Linked DNA regions of Homo sapiens: region 1 is linked to region 2. Evidence: chromatin loops called from intact Hi-C (ENCODE). Cell type or tissue: PC-9. All regions are shown on one strand. Links, peaks and the distances in the headings refer to the core of each region. The heading gives the core; the rest is flanking DNA. Region 1 has its middle 91 kb from the start of ACKR3. Region 2 has its middle 180 kb from the start of ACKR3.

What was found. Peaks named below come from ENCODE experiments on the same cell type or tissue, not always from the same donor. Only the 100,000 strongest peaks of a DNase experiment are listed, where the experiment ranks them.
Region 1: it touches region 2 in a loop (10-fold over the local background); 8 of 110 quality-filtered maps call a loop at or near these places.

Annotation. Positions count from the first base shown.
Region 1 is chr2:236,658,320-236,663,691 of GRCh38, forward strand. No RefSeq gene overlaps it. Among named protein-coding and RNA genes, the nearest start is that of ACKR3, 91 kb to the left of the region's middle. RefSeq lists an enhancer at 2,843-3,519. In PC-9, for the core only: no CTCF peak of the experiment used is centred there; a DNase peak (open chromatin) is centred at 2,892; H3K27ac peaks cover 2,032 bases; H3K27me3 peaks cover 265 bases.
Region 2 is chr2:236,746,254-236,751,625 of GRCh38, forward strand. No RefSeq gene overlaps it. Among named protein-coding and RNA genes, the nearest start is that of ACKR3, 180 kb to the left of the region's middle. In PC-9, for the core only: no CTCF peak of the experiment used is centred there; DNase peaks (open chromatin) are centred at 2,308, 2,738 and 3,278; H3K4me3 peaks cover 647 bases; H3K27ac peaks cover 4,501 bases.

The DNA.
Region 1 (5,372 bases), core at 136-5,135, 88 kb before region 2:
TTGGATTATCTCTGAACTCTAAGGGAGAGGAATAAAATGGACCCAGTTGGAGGGAAGCTTGCATTTCTTCCCTCCCTCCCTCCTTCTCTCCCTCCTTCTCTCCTTCTCTCCCTCCCTCCCTTCCTTCCTTCGTTCCTTCCTTCCTTCTTTCCTTCCTTCCTTCTTTCTCTCTGTCTCTCTTTCTTTCTTTCTTTTTAAGATTCTATAGTTTTTACTTCAGTACTTTAGCCGTGAGATAAATACAAATTTGCCAGCTTACAAAACAAACAAACAAAAACCTATTAGAGACAAACAGTGGTTTTTATCTCAGTAGAAAGGTAACAGCAGATTTAAAGCAGGCAGAAAATAAAACAGTAAAAGGGGACCTAGGAACTCTATAGTTTACAGATCAACCTTAGGGCTCTTTTTTCAGTGTAAATGTGCACAAAGACCATATTACTTCCATTTTACTCTGGCAAGTAGAGGTGCCATAAAACCTACAGAGTACAGAAAAGGGGGTCATTCTCCTTGTTTTCTCCTCATTCTTAGATTGTTGGTTTCCCACTTTTTTTTAAATTATACTTTAAGTTCTGGGATACATGTGCAGAATGTGTAGGTTTGTTACATAGGTATACATGTGCCATGGTATATCCCACTAATGCACATGTATATGGGTTTGTTGAACCCATCAATCCGTCGTTTACGTTAGGTATTTCTCCTAATCCTATCCCTCCCCTAGCCTCCCGGAGCTTACATTTCTTAAGGAAACCAGGGGCGTGTGCAGAACTAGTGCTCCATGCTAGGTTGCTCCGGGAAGCAGTGAGGATCCCTTTTTGCGGGGCAGGATTTCTTTCTCCCACTTGTGACCCAGAACGAAAGCCGCTTGGAGGTGGTGGAGGCGGAGTCAGGTGTTGGCATCTCCCCCTGTTCTCATTCACCACTTTCTTCCATGTTGCCATTTCTTTTCCTTCTCTACATGAGAAGGGAGGAGGGCCCACTGACAGCCTCTTGCATGCTGCCTCCTCTAGCTTATCCCATTTCCCCGCTTTTGGAGCCTCCTCTGTGACTGGCTCCTTCTCCACCTGTGCAGTAGAAAGTGGCATTTTGGAGGGCGTTAAGGAGTGAATGCCATGCTGCTCTGACTATCCACATTTTCTTTGGCAATGCTGGCTGTGCTGGTGTCTTTCTGTAGGAGATTCCCATCTGTTCCCTGCCTGGTGTAAGTCTAAGGTTGCAAGAAAGGTGAGGAGTCTGGCACCAGGTAGGCATGACCTCTCGGGCCACAGTTGGCTGGTCCCGGGCTAGTGCAATCGTGTTCCAGGACACAGAGGTCTCTGAGTTGGAATCAGGCAAGAGAGTTAAAGGATGCTCACACCCCAGCTTTGCACAGACACACTGCACGGCACACACCCAGCAGCATTAGTGGGATAAACATCTGTTTCCATAAGAGTCTGTCTTCAGTTTCACTTACAGAGCTTTTCTAACCTAATTACGTGTGTCAACTCTGTGGCTGTAATCACTGTTCTTAGGTTAACCTCTGTAAACCGTCGGAGTTAGATGGCTTTATGGGCTGTCTCAGGGAGTCTCTGGGTTACAGCAGACATGACTGATGACTGTGTGCTGTAACTGAACTATGCAGTCTGCTGGCCTTTAATATGCACATTAATGGTGACTGAGTCTTGGCACCACCTTGCTGTGTTGGCTCTTGAGTTGCCTTTTATATTAAATGACGCATGATAGCAGACCTGCCTAGCAAATTACAGAATGACCTGAGCTGCTTCCAAGTTAAGAGCGCTTGGTGAGTTTGCTTGAGAGGGAGTCCAGCAGTCAGCTCTGAAGTCATTCTTATCTCCCATTGCCCACCCCTCTCTGCCCCCCACCCCCGAGCCCTAGGTTAAGTGAAGGGATTAAAAATTGACCCAGTTTGATCAGCCATCAGGATAAAGCCATGCCCATTGTCTCCTTGAAATTCTTGGGGGGTGAATGGGCATTTTTTTCCTTTTTTCTCCACTCTTTCCAGCTGTTTTTGATCTGGCATAAGCATGAGGGTGAAACACGAGTGAGAAGGAACGGGCTTCAGGTTGATTTGGATGTTTATGTTATTTGATGTGTTATGTTAAAGATCATTTCCTAGCCTGACTAGGTTATTATTGAGTTTCTTTTATGTATATTAAGCCATTTCTCTTCCTGATGGTTAGTCCTGAATTTCCCATTTGCTCAATTTTTCTTTTTGCTCTGGAGAATTCTAGTAGAGCACACATTGTAATCCTATGACCGTAATTTCATCAAAAGTGGTAATTTTTTAAATGTTGAGGAAGCAGTGACCCTAATGTTTCAAGTCAAGCTACAAAGCTACCTTATTTTTGTTCTTACTGTCACTAAAGATACATCTAAAATTATAAAATAATTTCATGACAGTAGGTAAAGTAGAATCAGTTATTTTGGGAGACATTATCAATATTCAGCTGCAATAAAAAATTAATGGGTAAAAGCAATTCTGATGTATAATAAAGATTAACTTCATTTTATGAGGCAGGCCATTCTCTGGTTGAGAAGAATTGAAGAAAAATAAACCACCTTTCCCTCTTCTGGGAGATCAGAATCTAGCAGTGTTTGATGTAGGGTACAGTGTGTATTTTTTAGAACTCTCAGTTGAGTGCATTAGAGTTTGCTGCACTATTTTGCAGTCACCTTTTCTCTTATTTAAAGAAAAAAAAAGCAAACTAAAATATACTCAAACTCCCCTTTTGCCTTTTACAGAGCCAAAGTGTCTGGTTCTCCAGCCAAAAATGTTTTTAACCCTTTGGCATTTATGAGACAAGAGTAAATAAGGTATGTCAGAGCTCTGAGAGGGGGGTGGGTGCTACACAGGGGAGGGTGCCCTAGACTCTGGAATGCTGGAGATGACTCACACTTGCTTGCAAGAACTGTGGTTAAATCTGCAGGTATTGGGGGAGCTAGTTGACTTCACACTGGTAGTTTGACATTGGCCACAGTGGGAGTACTGACACCATGAAAATCGGCAAGTGCTATAAGTCAGGGCTCTTCCACCCCACTCACCCATGAGGTTAAGTGTCCAGCACATGGCTGCCTAGGCTAGAATGGAATACAGTGAGGAGGCAGTTACTCAGCCCTTCTCCATCACTAGGGACTCAGAGGGTAAAATGGGTCACTTCGGAGGAAATGCTTTGGAAAACAATAAGGCTTTGGAATGTAGGCCAGGGACTGCAGGGGGCTTGGTTGCTTTCTCATTAGCCTTTGCCTCTGGGATTCTCTCACTCACACTCTGGTTTTGTTGAGTTCTGGGACCAGGGACGTTTCTCTGCTCTGGGTCCTTTTTGTGTGCTCAGAATTACTCAGCATTTGGAACTGAGACAGAGACAAGAGCTCCTGGGACAACAGAAAGTCCTCAGGAGGTGTGAGTGGGGAAGCTGGTTCACACCCAGTCCCCACGCACACCCATGTGGGCCTCACAGTGAAGGTCCAGGTAGAAAAGCTTGAGGAAAGAGAACAGGGCAAGAGCTTGTTTAGAAGCAATCCTGTTAGTCCTAGCCACTGGTCTGAACATATAAAAGAAAATCAAGCCAAACAGATGTTTTCCTCAGAGGCAGCCAGTAAGGGAAGGAATTATCTCCTTGAGTTGACATCCAATGTTGGGCTCCGGGAATGAAATTTCACAATGCATTGGACGTGGATGGCATGGTCTTTCTTCCTGTGGATTTAAGAATTAGTTTCAATTTAAAATGGGATGCTTTGAAATCTCAGGTCAGACTTTCTCCTAAACTTTTAAACCAATTCACAGTTCTGGCCATATTTCAGCCAGCAATGAGGAGTCAGAAGGCTGGCTCTCAATTTTTTTTAAAAAAGATTTTGCTTCAGCCAGCCAGCCATTGATCTGAAGGGTTCTAAGCGATTCTATTTCATTTCATTTAAACATTGGCTCCTTTATTTCCTCCCTCTTCTCACCAGCTAAAATTACAGGAGACCACCATTTTCGGGTGGAAAGAACATTTTGTGAAGTTCATTTGCTAAGCTTCTGCTATGAACCCACTTGGCCAAAGAGGGAAATCCTCCAGGAATTCAGTTTCACCAACCCTTCCCTCCACCCCGGGCTGCCGCTCTTCCTGCTGCTTTCATTTTAAGGGGACTGGGCATTTTTGCAATTTTGTCTTGACCATCATCATCTTTTTATTACTCATGGGGAACTTTCAAAACACCAGCTCCTTTTTTAAAAGTAGTTTTGTGTTCTTAGTGGTTTCACAATCTGAACTGAGCTGATGATTTGAGAAAATGTGGGCAGTTCATGGAATCATGAATGGTTAGAACCTTTCAGTTGAAGGGGACCCTAATCAAACATTCTACCCCAGTGGTTCTCAGTCAGGAGGGACTCTGTTCCCCAAGGGACACTTGGCAATGTCTGGAAACATTTTTGTCACTGCGGGGAGGGGGTTGCTACTGGTATCTGGTGGGTAGAGGCCAGGGTGGCTGCTAAACATCCTACAGTGCACAGGACCACCTCGCAGAACAAATAATTCTCTGGGTGAAAAGATCCATAGAGCTAAGTTTGAGAAACTCTGATCTACCCCAAAATTGAAGCCCTTCCAGCATCAGAGTGGACAGCTCCAGGGAAAGAGCAGCTCAAGAAACTACTCATGGGAGCAGCAGCCCTAAACTGGGGTCGACCCACAACGTGATGAGTGGGTGGCGAACTGTCAGGGCGGCAAGGGACAGGAGACCCACGAAAATTCATTTGGGGAAAGGGAAGACTTGGATGCCCAGCAGTCATCTTCTATGCTTCACTGGGCATAAACATATTCATTCAGACATTAGGTTTGATCGGTATGATTCCAGAGGGCAGGTTTAGAAATGTTGGGGGGAAGCTATGGGGAGGTTGAATTTGGCTTGGTGCGGAAGCACTCATACAGTCTCACCTAGTGAAATTTCATAAGCTCCGCTGTGTTGGCTCTTGGTGAGTTCACAGTTAAGAAAATCTTGAGGTTTCATTCATGCACTTTATTTAATTCCGTCTCCAGCCTCCTGCTTAATCCTGTTCTTATGCAGTTGATTTTTTGGCACGAGTGAAGTTCACGCTGGGCTGGAGGGAGAAGTGGGGAGAGTGAGGGATGAAATTCCAGGAGCAGGCCTGTTAGACTCTTCAAGTCCACGAACGCAGCCTCCCTGGCTCTCCTCCCAGTTGGATTGGCTTTACGGTCCTGTCAGTGGGACAGGCTATCTTGGCCAAACATGTGAATCTCCCTGAATGGGAAAAAGAAAAGGCAGAACATTAACTTAAAGTTTAGGATGCATGTGGGGAATGAAGGTGTGTGGATGGCTTATAGGATATCACTTGCTCTCCCAGAAACTCTGGACTGCCCTGCAGTAAAAACACCAAA
Region 2 (5,372 bases), core at 185-5,184:
CTCGACAGACCAAAACAAATGTCAAATAGTGAAAGTGTCATTCGAGTCCTAAAATGGGGAGTAGGCTGTAATCTTGTGTCTTGTAAAGATATAAAAATAGGACTAGGCAGAACCCTGTCTAAGGTATAAAAGAAAGAGAAAATCAGTGCAGAAGACAGAGTAGGAGATTCAGCTAGGATGGAAGATGAAAAGATACCCTTGGCTTTCTAGAAGCTTTCCCAGTTACTGTTTTGTTTGTTGTTTGTTGTTGTTATTTATCTTTTTAATTTCATCTCTTCTTTAAATCAGCCCAACAGAAACAGAAAACAAAAGTTCCTTTCAGTTTTATCAAATCTGGAAAAAAATCATTTAATCATTAAAAAAGTCTACTGTGCTACTTACAAAAACAAAAAAGTTGACTATTTCCCTCTGCACTGCTCTCCCCTCTTGAGATCAAGTATACAGAAGCACTTCGATGATCAAAGCATGTAGCCCCATCACATCAAGAGATGAGGATATCAGCTCCTTTCTATTTATTTCTATGGATAGGAATAGTGCTGTTATGTTGCCTCATCTCGATGGATTAGTGGAAAGCATTATGCTCTTCACAATGACCGTCAATACCCTAGGTGAGAGGCAGGGCTGGCCTCAGCAATTCTTCCGGGTGACAGCCTCTAAGCAGAAGCTTGAGGGGACAGTGCCATGGCAAGGCTGCAGGTGGGTGCCGGCAAAGCCAGACATCGGGGAGCTTGCAATTCCAATAACCCACCCCCTGGGACCCACAACAGGGAGGGTCATGACCCGAGAGCCACACTAGCGAATCGCTCCATCTACCTGGCAGGACCACCACACACGGTCCCCCCATCTCAGAACCCCATCTCAGCACCGGGGCTGTGGGGCAGGCGAGGCTTTGGGTAGTGGACAGGGCTGTAGAAGGACATTTCCTGGATCGCAAGACCCCTCTTCCCCTCACCTAAGCATTTCTCTGAAATCCAGGATGCAATTCCATTTATGTGGAAGTGTTTCCTTATTATTTCTATTTTAAAAAGTATTGTCAAAGCCCCTTATCAAATCAATGGTGCATCTGACATAAACATGAAACAGTCAGATGCCATCGTGGTGTGGCAGAGAGTGATGGGAAGATGAGGGGGTTGATTTTTATTCTTCCATTAAATGTCTGGGTTGACCCTGAGTGGAACTTAAATTCCTTACCTACTTAATTTAGTGTCTTTATCTCTAAAATGAAGAGGTTAAACTGGATTATTTTCAGGGTCTTTTTTGAACTAGCAAGCACAGGAGTCCACACATAATTAAGCGCTGCAAACGTGGGGGCGCGGATCAGAGTGGCCAGAGGCAAAGCAAGTTGTATGAGGCTGATGGAGGCAGGTCCCGTGGGATGGGAGGCCCCTCAGAGGGCCTGCAGGGAGCCCGTAGAACTCCCTGGGGACAGGCCTGAGTGCTCTGACAGGGGGATGGGGAGGTGACAGAGGGAGGCTGGGCACTTGGACCTGTGTGAGAAGGAGAAACGTGAAAGCAACTCTGTACCCAACAACAAGCAAATAAAAATGTAGTTCCCCCCCACCATGTGCCATCATGATAAAAGCAAAAGATGGCACTTTGTTGTTTTTAAAAGGATATTCCTTGCAACCCAAATATCCCCTAAATAATTTGTCACCCCTTCAGTTATGCTCCAAGTGGCAGTTAAGTTTCCCTTGGCACACAGATCCACTGGAGAAATGGAATATTTGGTTACATTCTCCTGTAGAGGGAGGGAGGCCTGAGGGTGTGCTTGTGTTTCTAGGAAACAGCCGGTGCTTCAGCGCTGACCCCACACCTGAGTGACTGTCCAGGTCTGGGCAAAGGGAAAGCCGACATTAGTGTCTGGGGACAGCATGCTCATTGCAGCCTGAGGCCTCATCCTCAGCCCACACACTGAAGGTGTGAGACGTGCAGGCCCCCACATGGGGACAGACCTCCTTTCTCCTGTTTCTGCTCGGACAACCTGTGCAGCTCTGCTCACTGCTGCTGGAGTTTGGGAGTTGGGACCCCCTCTCTACCATGCACACAGAATCCCCAAGCCCCAGACATCCAGGAAACACCACCAGATCCCTCATGTCTTGGTTCTGTCTTTTTCAGGCCCCCAGCAGGAAGTGGCTGGCTCAGGAGGTGGTGTCTCAGGTACTGCAGGAGTCATCCGTCTTCTCTTCTGCACTGGGGAGTCATTCTCTGACCTTGGGTTTACCTTTCAGAACGCTCCCAGCTCTGGACACAGGGCTTGGTGGGGACCTCCTTCGGAAGTGTCACCCTGAGGCAGAGCCAAATGCCGCAGCAACCGCCTCTCCTCCACCCTCTTCCTCCTTCAATGCAAGATTGCAATGAGATTGGCCCATAGGGCGGTTCAAAGAAGCAAAAAGTTATGATTAGGAAATACCGGTATTAAATAATTTCCCTTGGTTTCATTTCCTCTTATGACTGAATCCCAGCAGGGCCTCCCAATTCTTTTCCTTCAATTGGCTGTTTTATGTCCAATTCCAGGACGGGCTGGGTCCCGACTGTAAGCATCCCCCAACCCTCCCAATCCCTCCTTTGAGTCCTGACCATTTAGCCCAAGACAATTTTAAAATCGCAGAAGCTTAAGGCTGGAAAGCATTTTGACAGGTCCCCCAGGCTAACGTTATATGCGTTTTCTCCTGTTTTGCCTGAATTGAGCCAGAGGAGGGCTGAGCGCCTCATGTTCCCCTGAAGCATGCGGGCTTTGGAGGTGGCCAGGCTGGGCTGGCTCCTTCAGGGACAGCCCTGAGGCTCCCTCCCTGCAGCTGCTCACGCTGCAGCTGGCCTGCTGCCTGGACTTTCAGGGAACACCTACAGTGGGCCAGGCATTGTATGAAGGTAACTAGAACTAGGCTCCTGAAAACTTTAGTGGAAATAGCAGCGCTTTGCATTAAGTAAGATGTGGGCTACCTTACCCTCCAGAAGGGAGAGCATGTCCCAGTCCACATGTATTTCAACCAGTATCTTTTTAAAGAAGAATGGTACAACTAGAATACTCAGGGTGTGGCCTGGCTGGTGCCCAGGGTGACGGGGCCATGCCTCCGTGGGGACGCCACATTTGTAACTATGCCTGCATCTAGACCCATCTAATGTTTTAGTGTGTGGTTGATGAAAGCCACTGATATTTTTCTGCACCATGCTTTTGAAATTTGATATTTGGATGAATTATTCAATTCCCCTGATATTTCTGAGCTGCTTTTTCTGAGTCAGGCACTGGTGGTTTGGTGACACACAGGGAGACGTGCTCCAGGCCCCCGTGGCACTCACAGTGCAGCAGGAAGACAAATCACCTGCTTCACACAAGTCGGTGTTTGGTTACAATTGTGGGAAGAGTTTTGAGGAGAGGAAAGTGTGCTTGCTGAGGAATAATGGCCAGGAAAGGATTCCTGAGGAAGGGACATTCACATGGAGACCTCCAGGATCACTGGTGTCAGCCCGGAAGCAAAAGGAATTCCCAGGAGAGGAAAGAGCTCATGCAAGGACCCTGAGACCTCACACTGGGCGGAGAGAGACCCTGAGTCTCCACACTGAGCAGAGAGAGACCCTGAGACCTCATACTGGGTGGAGAGAGACCCTGAGTCCCCACACTGAGCAGAGAGAGGCCGAGTCCTCACAATGGGTGGAGAGAGACCCTGAGTCCCCGCACTGGGCGGAGAGAGACCCTGAGTCTCCACACTGAGCAGAGAGAGGCCGAGTCCCCCCACTGGGCAGAGAGAGACCCTGAGTCCTCACACTGGGTGGAGAGAGACCCTGAGTTCCCACACTGGGCGGAGAGAGGCCCTGAGTCCCCACACTGGGCGGAGAGAGACCCTGAGTCCCCACGCTGAGCAAAGAGAGGCTGAGTCCCCACATTGGGCAGAGAGAGACCCTGAGTCCCCACACTGGGCGGAGAGAGGCCCTGAGTCCCCATGCTGGGTGGAGAGAGGCCCTGAGCCCCTACACTGGGTGGAGAGAGACCCAGAGTCCTCACACTGGGTGGAGAGAGACCCTGAGTCCCCACAATGGGTGGAGAGAGGCCCTGAGTCCCCACACTGGGCAGAGAGAAGCAGAGTCCCCACACTGGGTGGAGAGAGACCCTGAGTCCCCACACTGGGCAGAGAGAAGCAGAGTCCCCACACTGGGTGGAGAGAGACCCTGAGTCCCCACGCTGGGTGGAGAGAGACCCTGAGTCCTCAAATCAGGTGGAGGGAGACCCTGAGTCCTCACAGTGAGCACAGAGAGATGTAGGTGGAGCTAAGGCACACAGGGGCTGAAGACCAGGCAAGGACATGACTCCTCATCCTAAAAGCAACGGGAAACCCAGGCCTTTGGTCTAGACTTATCCCATATTAGATTGGCTTTTTCAAGGGTCAGTTGGGACACTGTGTAGAGATTGGCGTGGTCTGGAGTTGGAGGAAAAGACAGCAGGCAGAAGCTGGATCCAGGTGAGTCATGAAGGTGAGGCTTCAGAGGGCAGGTGTATTGAGAGGTCCAGTGGACAGGACTTGGTAATGAACCGGCTGACCAGCTTGTAGACTTGGCAATGGAGGAGTCAGATGCTCTGAAAGGGATCAGGAGAAAGGAAGAAGGACTGGGAAAGGGATGAGGCAAGACTTACTCAGAGTTCTGTCTGATGTGCCTTTCAGTCCTCCGTCTTAGCCCATGCATACTACTGTAAAGAATACCTAACACTCAGTGGCTTATAAACAACAGAAATTTATTTCATATGGTTCTGGAGGCTGGAAAATCCAAGATTAAGGTGGTGGCAGGATTGGTGTCTGGCGAGGGCCTGCCTGCTTTCCGGTTTATAGATGGCACCTTCTTGCTGTGTCTTCAAATGGTAGAAGGGGTGAGGGAATTCTCTTGGGCCTCTTTGATAAGGACACTAATCTCATTCATGAGGCTCTGCTCTCACGATCTACTCACCTCCCAAAGACCCCACTCCTAATACCATCACTTTGAGGGTTAGGTTTTAATGTATGAATTTTGGGGGGAAACAAACATTCTGACTGTAGCTCCACCCACGGGAGATGTCAAGCATGTTGGCGGCTATGCTGGAAGAGGTATCAGAGAAGTCAGAGAAGTTCTCTGTCCTGAGCACCAGGAGAAACCTGGGTGCTCAGGGGGAATGCCTGGCCAGAGACACAAATGTGACAGTTGTTAGCAGGAGGATGTAATACCAGCCTCCAGCAATCTAGCCTTGGACAAGTCTGGAGGAGAGCTTACAAAGGCAGAGGAGAAAGCCAGCACAGAGCCTCAAGCCTCTCATATTTTAAAGAGGGGTTTGCCTGATGCTAATGCAGGCCACACATGGTATACACCGACGGCGCCCCACCCCCGCCCTGTGTTCCTGTGTCCTGGGT